Regions from separate parts of the Mus musculus genome. Here all the other regions are linked to region 1. Evidence: chromatin loops called from intact Hi-C (ENCODE). Cell type or tissue: left cerebral cortex. All regions are shown on one strand.

Region 1 (2,500 bases):
CGAGATGTTTCCCAGGCTCCTGACTTTCTTATAAACGGGGTTTTAGCTCAAGAACTAGAGAGGAAGGAATCTGATGAAGAAGCTGAGAACACCCGACGAATGTGGACCAAATCCCCCATGGTGGACCAATGGAGAGCTCAGAGTGATGGGTGGGTCCTAGAGAAGCCCAGGGAAAGGGGCTTCTAGAATCCACAGGGTTCGTGTGACTCAGCCAGCCCTTCCTCAGGATGTGCTGTGCTGTGGCAGCTGCAGACTCGAAAGGGGTAGATGCCACGTGCTCCCTATGGCTACCCAAACCCACACTTGGTGGACACACTTGCTGACAGGCATAAGCCCCCCCCCCCTTCCCCAATTCTTCTCCATCACCCTGACTGCCTAAGGTATTTGGCCAAAGTGAATTCGAAAGAAGGCACCGACTGAGACAGGTGATTTTCTGTTTTCTCTCCTCAGAGGACAGGCAAAATATTTACAGAGGAAAATTCCCATGCTTTCCCTTTGATTTTTAATGAGGTTAAAAAAAAAATCCCAGCTAAAGGGACGTAAGCTCCTTTGACTAAGCAGATAGGAGAGGCATTTATTAACTCAGTCCCAAATCTGCCTTCCCAAGCCGAGAGTCTCTTTTAGAAAAAAGCTTCCTCCTTTTTTTTTTCTAAAAGCAATCCTCCCTCTTTATTTATTTATTTTGGTCTTTGTTGTGTTATAGTCTCCTTCTCCCTCCCACCCAGAATCATAAATTTTCCTGCAAACCCGGGCACACACTGGTCTGGGGGTCTGTGTTAAGAGTGTGTAAAAAGCGAGTTCGTTATGATTTATTGATTAATACAATGCCACAATCATTATCACGGTAGTAGGAACAAGTGTGACAGTAATAAAAGCCGTTGTAAGCTGAGATCATCCCTCCCAGATGTTTGATGGAGACTTTAAATAGCTTTAAAAGAAAAGGAATAAAAGATTTTTTAAAAAGAGCCTTTATTCCTAAATGCGTATTCCCATAATAGAATAATGGGATATTAACGTACTTAAAAGCACAAGTTCCCACGCCTGAAGCTATACTCTCTCGGAGTTAAACTCCGAAAAGACTTTGAAATACGGGAACTTAGAGCCATGTGGGCTGGTGAGGGAGGCGCTGCTTATAAAATGGCCAGCAGATGGCGCTCCAACCACTGGTTAGGCCACAGATTTTATTTATTTATTATTATTATTTTAAAATTCTGTTCTTGGTCTTTCAGACTAGGGTGTGGACAGGCACTTTGGGTCTGATTTTGAATATTGAACAATGCCATCAAAAGGCATGGAGGACGAAGGCAGGAGTCAGGTCAAGGGGCTGTTCTGGGTGGGTGTCAGGCTGGCCAGATTTTGAGAACTTCAGTGGGACAAGAAAGGATGCTTTGTTTAGCTGTGGGTGGATTCTGGCCAGACTCCATTGAGCAGAAAACAAGGCAATGGTGCCCTCGGGTTTTCCAACTCCTTTTAGGCATTCAGGAAAGGAAAAAAAATTAGATCTTTGGTTGGTGTTGTAAGGACAACACTGTCACTACTCTGTGGTTGGAAGACATTTGGCTTTCTTCTCACCCCGCCCCCAGATCTAGCTCAAGGGAAAAGACGTGGGTGGAGGGAGAGACGGGAGAGAAGGCTGTGTCTGTCCGTGAGTCTGCGTGTCTGTGTGTCGGGTGGGGAGGGCACTTGACAGATGAATGTGGTAGTGGAGTGAAGTGTGTGTGTGTGTGGGGGGGGGGGGGGGAGACACTGAATGAACGCAGAGTCTTGTGGTCGGAGTCAAAACCTGGGTTGCAGGCCCCACCTCTCAGTGTGAGAGGCCACACCATGCTCTGGATGCCAGGATCTGGGGACAAAGGATAGGTCTAGAATGGATGCGACGGCATCCGAGGTTGAACCCGTCTGCGTCTTAAAGGGTAAGGGTGGGTTTGGCTGAAGAGCTCATGGAGAGAAGAATGAGAAGAGGGAATTTTTCCTTTTCCTGGAGCCTTCAAGGTCTTCATAACACAGCTCCCAAGTGAACTGGAATCTGGCCAATCAGAGCCGAGGAGGCAAACAACCAGGAAGTGAATGGCTATCGGGAACATTAGCAGAAACCAGGAGAGCTCAGGGGTCATCTCGAACGAGAGCTGAGATGTGTGTGTGTGTGTGTGTGTGTGTGTGTGTGTGTGTGTGTGTTTAAACCGGATAGAAAACTCTGTTTTAGCGTTTCCACCATTCTTATCTAGTCTAATCTAAGACTTCATTCATAAAATGAATCCCTGTCAACCCAGAGCCATTGCTAGCAGGCCCATTAGGATTCTACTTCTAGACAAGGACACTGAGTGTCGGGGTGGCCCCCAGTCAAATAGCTTCAAACGAAGCTAAAGCCGTTAACGCTGGGGAGAGAGCAAGCTTCAAGTCAGGGTTCTTCTGTTGGTGTGTTCAATGCACAGTTCCATTTTTCACCCTGGCTGATGGGGAACTGGCCCTGTCTCGAAGGCTGTGTGGGAGACTCACTGGG
Region 2 (2,500 bases), 920 kb after region 1:
TGCAATAGCTGAACAAGGGACTGTGGGGATGGGGTTGTTCATTCCTCCCAGTTGAGGGTAGGATTGGATGCTTTTATCTCCAGAGATGCGATTTGTAACCTTTGGGGCCGGGTTATTATTTTTATATTTTTTTATATTATTTTTATTTTTTCTCTTGGACTTTTGGGTCTGTGGTACACTTGTGACACAGACACAAAGTACATTTGTTTGGGGAGTTCCCCCACAAATTGGATACATGGACAGAAAATCTTCAAGCGTCCAGGATAAGGGCTGAAAATACCCCCCACAGGGCTGAGCACTGGTTCTGCTCCCTGTTTTCTGCTGTAAAGCTCTTTTTGGAAATGGGAGAGCTGGAGGGAAGGTTCCAAATCTTCCCTGAAACCACTGGGAACGTTTGAGGCTGGTGGTTTGCATAGGGCATCCTCTGAGGGCAACCGTGACCCCTGGCTTCTGCAGCTGAAGAGCTGATTAAACAAGGGTCCTGGGGTAGCATCTGAGGGTACCACCCTCTGCCTCCTTTAAGATATACAAAGATGGGATGAGGTCAGGAGAGAGGTGAAGGACCCAGTCCTGGGCTCTGTAGCTGTTACAGTTGGGAACCTGGAATACAGTCCAAGTGGCACAAGCTGCATTTATTTGTATGAGCCCTTCTCCTTGGGAAAAGAGATACAGGGCTTTATTGCACCCCAAGGATGCTCCTAACTTTCCAAAGATGAGTCCCTTATTTAGAACCTGTTGCTCAGACATGGATGGAACCTTAGAATTCCTAACTGATCAGATCGGGGCTCTGGAGTCTGAATGTTGGATCTGAACCCTTTGCTTGTTGAGTGACTTTGGGTAAGCAATTTAACACAGTGGTTCTCAGACTGTGGGTCGCAACCCTGTGGGGGGAGGTTTCGAATGACCCTTTCACAGGGTTCACCTAAGACTGTCGGAAAACGCAGATATTTACGATTCATAACAGTAGCAAAATTACAGTTATGAAGTACCAATGAAAATAATTTTATGGAGGGGGTGCTGGTCACCACAACGTGAGGGACTGTATTCAGGGGGCGCAGCCTTAGGAAGGTTGAGAACCACTGCTTTAACCTCTCTGTTCCTATCCAGTGAAGGTGACTTTTAGGAGAAGCTGTGGGGGAGGGCAGGAGGAGTGGAAGGCAGACCAGTTGAATCTTTTCCCTGAGAGCTGGAGATCGGTCCAGGCTGATTTCCCAGCCAGACAGTTGTAGAATGCCGGCTGGCTCTCTCTCTCTTCAACCAGATGGTGAGAATGTAATAAAATAAATCTATATTGCAAGGCGATTCCAGAGCCTGCGGTGTGTGGTACAGGGATATATTCCCCTCTGGGCTGTGTGGGTGGACACCTCCCTTTTATTCGTAGGCTAGTCTCTAGGCTATGAGTTCTAATCCAAGCTATGCCCCATGTTTCTTGCTGGGCGACTTTAGGAAAGAGCCTCCCCATCTCTGTGCACAGCTTAAGAAATGGATACTGCCGCTTGCTTGTTCTTTCGTTGTTAGACTTGAGGTCGACTAAGCGCATAGGTGCGGGGCACATGGGCCAGGGAATGCTATATCGTCCCAGCACGTCGTAACAAACACATAAGCACACCCTAACACAACATACAAATCCTAAAGGAAGGTAAACGCGGTGCGTATAATACCCGATATTACGACGTGTTATATTGTATTATAATTCTGGGCGCACGTGCGCGCTGAGAGACCTGCGGTAGCCAGGATTTGCTTTGCCTCTGTAAGGCCACTCTCTTCCCCAGAGCCTGCGGACTGGAGTGCCCCAGCTTGAGGTTCCCCGCGGTCGAACTTTCTCTTTCACGGGGGGCGGTGGCTCTGCCTCAGGTCTGTTAAAGCCATCGAGGGGAGGTATTTGAAGGCTCTAAACTTTGGAGACGCCCGCCGGGTCCTACCACTTTGGAGAGACTGCTCACAGCCGACCGGACAAGGAAGAAGGCCGTGCATCGTGTGGGAATAAGCTATTTAGCGCGGCTGGCTGACGCGGTGGCAGCCACAATGTGTTGATCTTAACCAAGAGGAAGCTAGAAGGGGCAGAAGATGGGGACCTTAAAGCAACGCTCTTCCACCCTTCCCTTTCGGTTCCGCGTGGAGGGACTGGGATGCCTTCCGCCCGGGAACCTCACAGAGGCTTTGTTTGTTCAGTAAGCGACCGGCAGCGAATAAAAGACTCAGAGCACTTTTCAACGCATCTACCCGTTTGGTAGCAGCGTGGGAGATGCGCGCCGCACCGAATTCAGCGTATGCTGCAAGCAATTCGCCCCGAAGGTCGTGCTCACTGAGGGACTCGCAAACCCCGGAGCCTGGGGCGCACGAGCACGGGATCTTTCCCACGCAGATCACCTCTGGCGCGTGCTGTTTGTACTTTCCAGGCTGTGGATAATTCACACGTGATTGTCTGCGGACAGATCCTTGTTTGCGCGCGCACAGCGATTCGCATGGGTCTCGTCGCTTTCCTATGGGAAGCGCGGTA
Region 3 (2,500 bases), 950 kb after region 1:
TCGACAGCGCGACACCATTCCTTCTGCCAAAGAAAATTTGTCTTTTCCAGAGCCCCAGAGAATAGTGCACTCCCAGGTTTCCTTAGCACCCTTCTGTCAGGGTATGGGGGGATCCAGATAGGTCCCTTTACGTTCAAGGGGGACCCCAGCCCTAGAGTTATTAGCCTAGGTCTCTGCCAATAAGGTCACCACATACACACATTTTGAGGCCACTGATGGTGTAGAAGCAACATCTACATCCACAGAACTTTCATCGACTTTGGGATTGCAGATAGGATTCAAATTCCCCTGGTTCAGTGCAGACCCTGCAGCCCGAGGAGGCTCCATGCCATTTCACTTCAGACCCTCACCCTTTGGGACTGATGACCACCGAAATTGGGGGGGGGGGCGGGATTTGGACAGCATGTCCTTTACCACCGAGTTCTACAGTCACCTAACTGCTACTTTGAGGGAGTGAGGACTCCTCGAACAGCTTGTTGTCTACAGAAACATATCCATGTCTTATCTCCTTGATTTGAAATACAAAACAACCTGTCCACCCACTCGGTCAAGAGCAATAATCATAACCAGAGGGATATTAGAAGGGTATATTGAATATTGAATAATTGCGAACCTAGTCAACACTTTCCCTGAAGGCCCAAAGCTGAGAGGCTGGAAGCTGAATAAAACATTGGAAAGAACCTTCCTGAAATCCTGGAAAAAAAAACCCACATAATAAAGTCAGATTTCACTGGGCAAGAGGGAAAGTGACCTCCTGAGGAAAAAAAAAACCAAGAAAACAAAAAAACCTTCCCACCCTCCCAAGGAGTCTTCCTTCTGCAATCTAAGTTGGCCAAAGTTTAGTTTTCTCGTCATTTCTATTGTCATTAGAATTCTTATTAGTTTTCCCAGGCCTGTGTGCTCTCCTCTCTACTTTCTGACCCCAGAGGAGACCCAAAGGAGGCAGGGACAGGGCCATTGGGGAGGGATACTGAACTAAGTCTGTGTTCCCGCGTGTTCTCTTTGCTTTACTCTAAAATTAAAGGGGGAAATGTAAGGAATAGCAATAATACGAATACTAATAATAGCAATAGTAATAATACAAATAACAGCAATGGCTCATTACGTTTTGTTTTGTTTTAATAGAATTCCGGGTCTTCCTATCTTTCGAGGTATTTAAGATCAAGGCGGAAATTTTGCAAAAGGGGGCAAGGAAGTATGAGAAAAACCAGCGGGGAGCAGGGTTAGGAAAGCGCAACTCTTGGAAAGAAGGAAGGTGCCAGGCGTGTATGTTGCTGCCCTCTCCCGCACAGAGGATGAGGGTGAAGCGGACAAGGAGACGCTGAGGCTGCAGTCTCTTCCCGTGGTGGTTGCTTTCTCCAGAGCACGGGGCCAGTCTCTGAAGCTGGGCTTGGCCCAGGTAGTTGCACCCGAAATTGCGGAGCAATGGGGGAAAGTGAAAGGAACTCGGCCCACTCGCGGGGCACCCTCGGTCTGGGTTTCCTGCCCCCACCTCGGTTCTCCTGGTCACCCTACTCGAATACGGGGACAAGGATTCTGGATTGCATTCTTGGGTGAAAACGTGAATTTGGGGCTCGTTCGCCTGGGAAACGAAAGCAAAGCTGGAGCACCAGGCCGGGCAGCCTGGACTCTTGGGGAAGAGAACAGGGATGCACGCTGGTGTCCTGCATCTGTGCTGCAGGCTGCTGCCCCGCTGTCCCTTGGGGCCTGACCTTGGCTCTACCGCTGCAGGGCCGCCCGTGTCACTGCCGCTCCAATCCTCGGTGGACTGCGACCAGAACCGGGTCATGCTTCTGGGAATCCTAAAGTTTCAGGGATCGCAAAACCCCAGGACAAGTTCAGATGGAATGTCTGGCTCTCCTGGGGCCCGCAACGCGGGGGTTGGGGTGGGGGCGGCGGGAGGAGAAACTTACCCTCGGGAAGGCCTGACGCTCGCTTGCTCCGTGTAGGGCAGGCCTAGCTTATTGCCCGGAGCCGCTGGGGTGGGAGAAAGTCTGTGCGGTTTCGTAACTCAAAACCCAATGGGTTTCCAAATGCGCGTAGAAGCTTACGCAGACCCACCCGACCTCTCAGAAATTATGCCCATTGATCCAACTAGAAATAATTGCCGATTTCCACAAAACAAAATAGAGCGCCTCGCCCCTCTGCAGGATCCGGCGCTGAAAAAAAAATTCCCTCTGCACAGTGCACCCGTCTCTACCCCTTCTCCCACCCCGCCCCACCACACACTCGCACCCCGCCCCCGTCTGGCCACTCTGGGACCCATTGCATCCCCGGATCTCACTGAAGGAGCGGCAGACCGAATGGCCTTTCTCTCTACAAGGAACCTTGGCAGACATCTAAGATATCTAATATCCACTAAGATAGCAACCAGTACTTATTTCAGCACTGGGCATGAGATATGGCACCCCAAATGTAACCAGCTAAAAGGGCCTCCTCGACAGAAAAATAAAACTGTGTAAGTAAGAAGCCTTTACCTTTTGCAACGAACCTTAGGAAA

Evidence for each region. A loop is a pair of places that touch in the nucleus more often than their neighbours do. Peaks named below come from ENCODE experiments on the same cell type or tissue, not always from the same donor. Only the 100,000 strongest peaks of a DNase experiment are listed, where the experiment ranks them.
Region 2: a loop joins it to region 1, with 2.8 times the contacts of the local background. A loop is called at or near these places in 2 of 42 quality-filtered maps.
Region 3: it touches region 1 in a loop (2.3-fold over the local background); 2 of 42 quality-filtered maps call a loop at or near these places.

The regions. Positions count from the first base shown.
Region 1 is chr5:118,878,768-118,881,267 of GRCm38, forward strand. No RefSeq gene overlaps it. Among named protein-coding and RNA genes, the nearest start is that of Gm42015, 37 kb to the left of the region's middle. In left cerebral cortex, a CTCF peak has its summit at 1,149 (motif pointing right); a DNase peak (open chromatin) is centred at 1,158.
Region 2 is chr5:119,801,663-119,804,162 of GRCm38, forward strand. It overlaps a transcript of Tbx5 not described here. Among named protein-coding and RNA genes, the nearest start is that of Gm42017, 16 kb to the left of the region's middle. In left cerebral cortex, no CTCF peak of the experiment used is centred here; DNase peaks (open chromatin) are centred at 1,315 and 2,394.
Region 3 is chr5:119,829,826-119,832,325 of GRCm38, forward strand. Gm5563 (predicted gene 5563) reads right to left here and starts at 2,161. Exons shown (of 3, transcript NR_169213.1): 1 at 1,914-2,161. It also overlaps a transcript of Tbx5 not described here. In left cerebral cortex, no CTCF peak of the experiment used is centred here; a DNase peak (open chromatin) is centred at 1,367.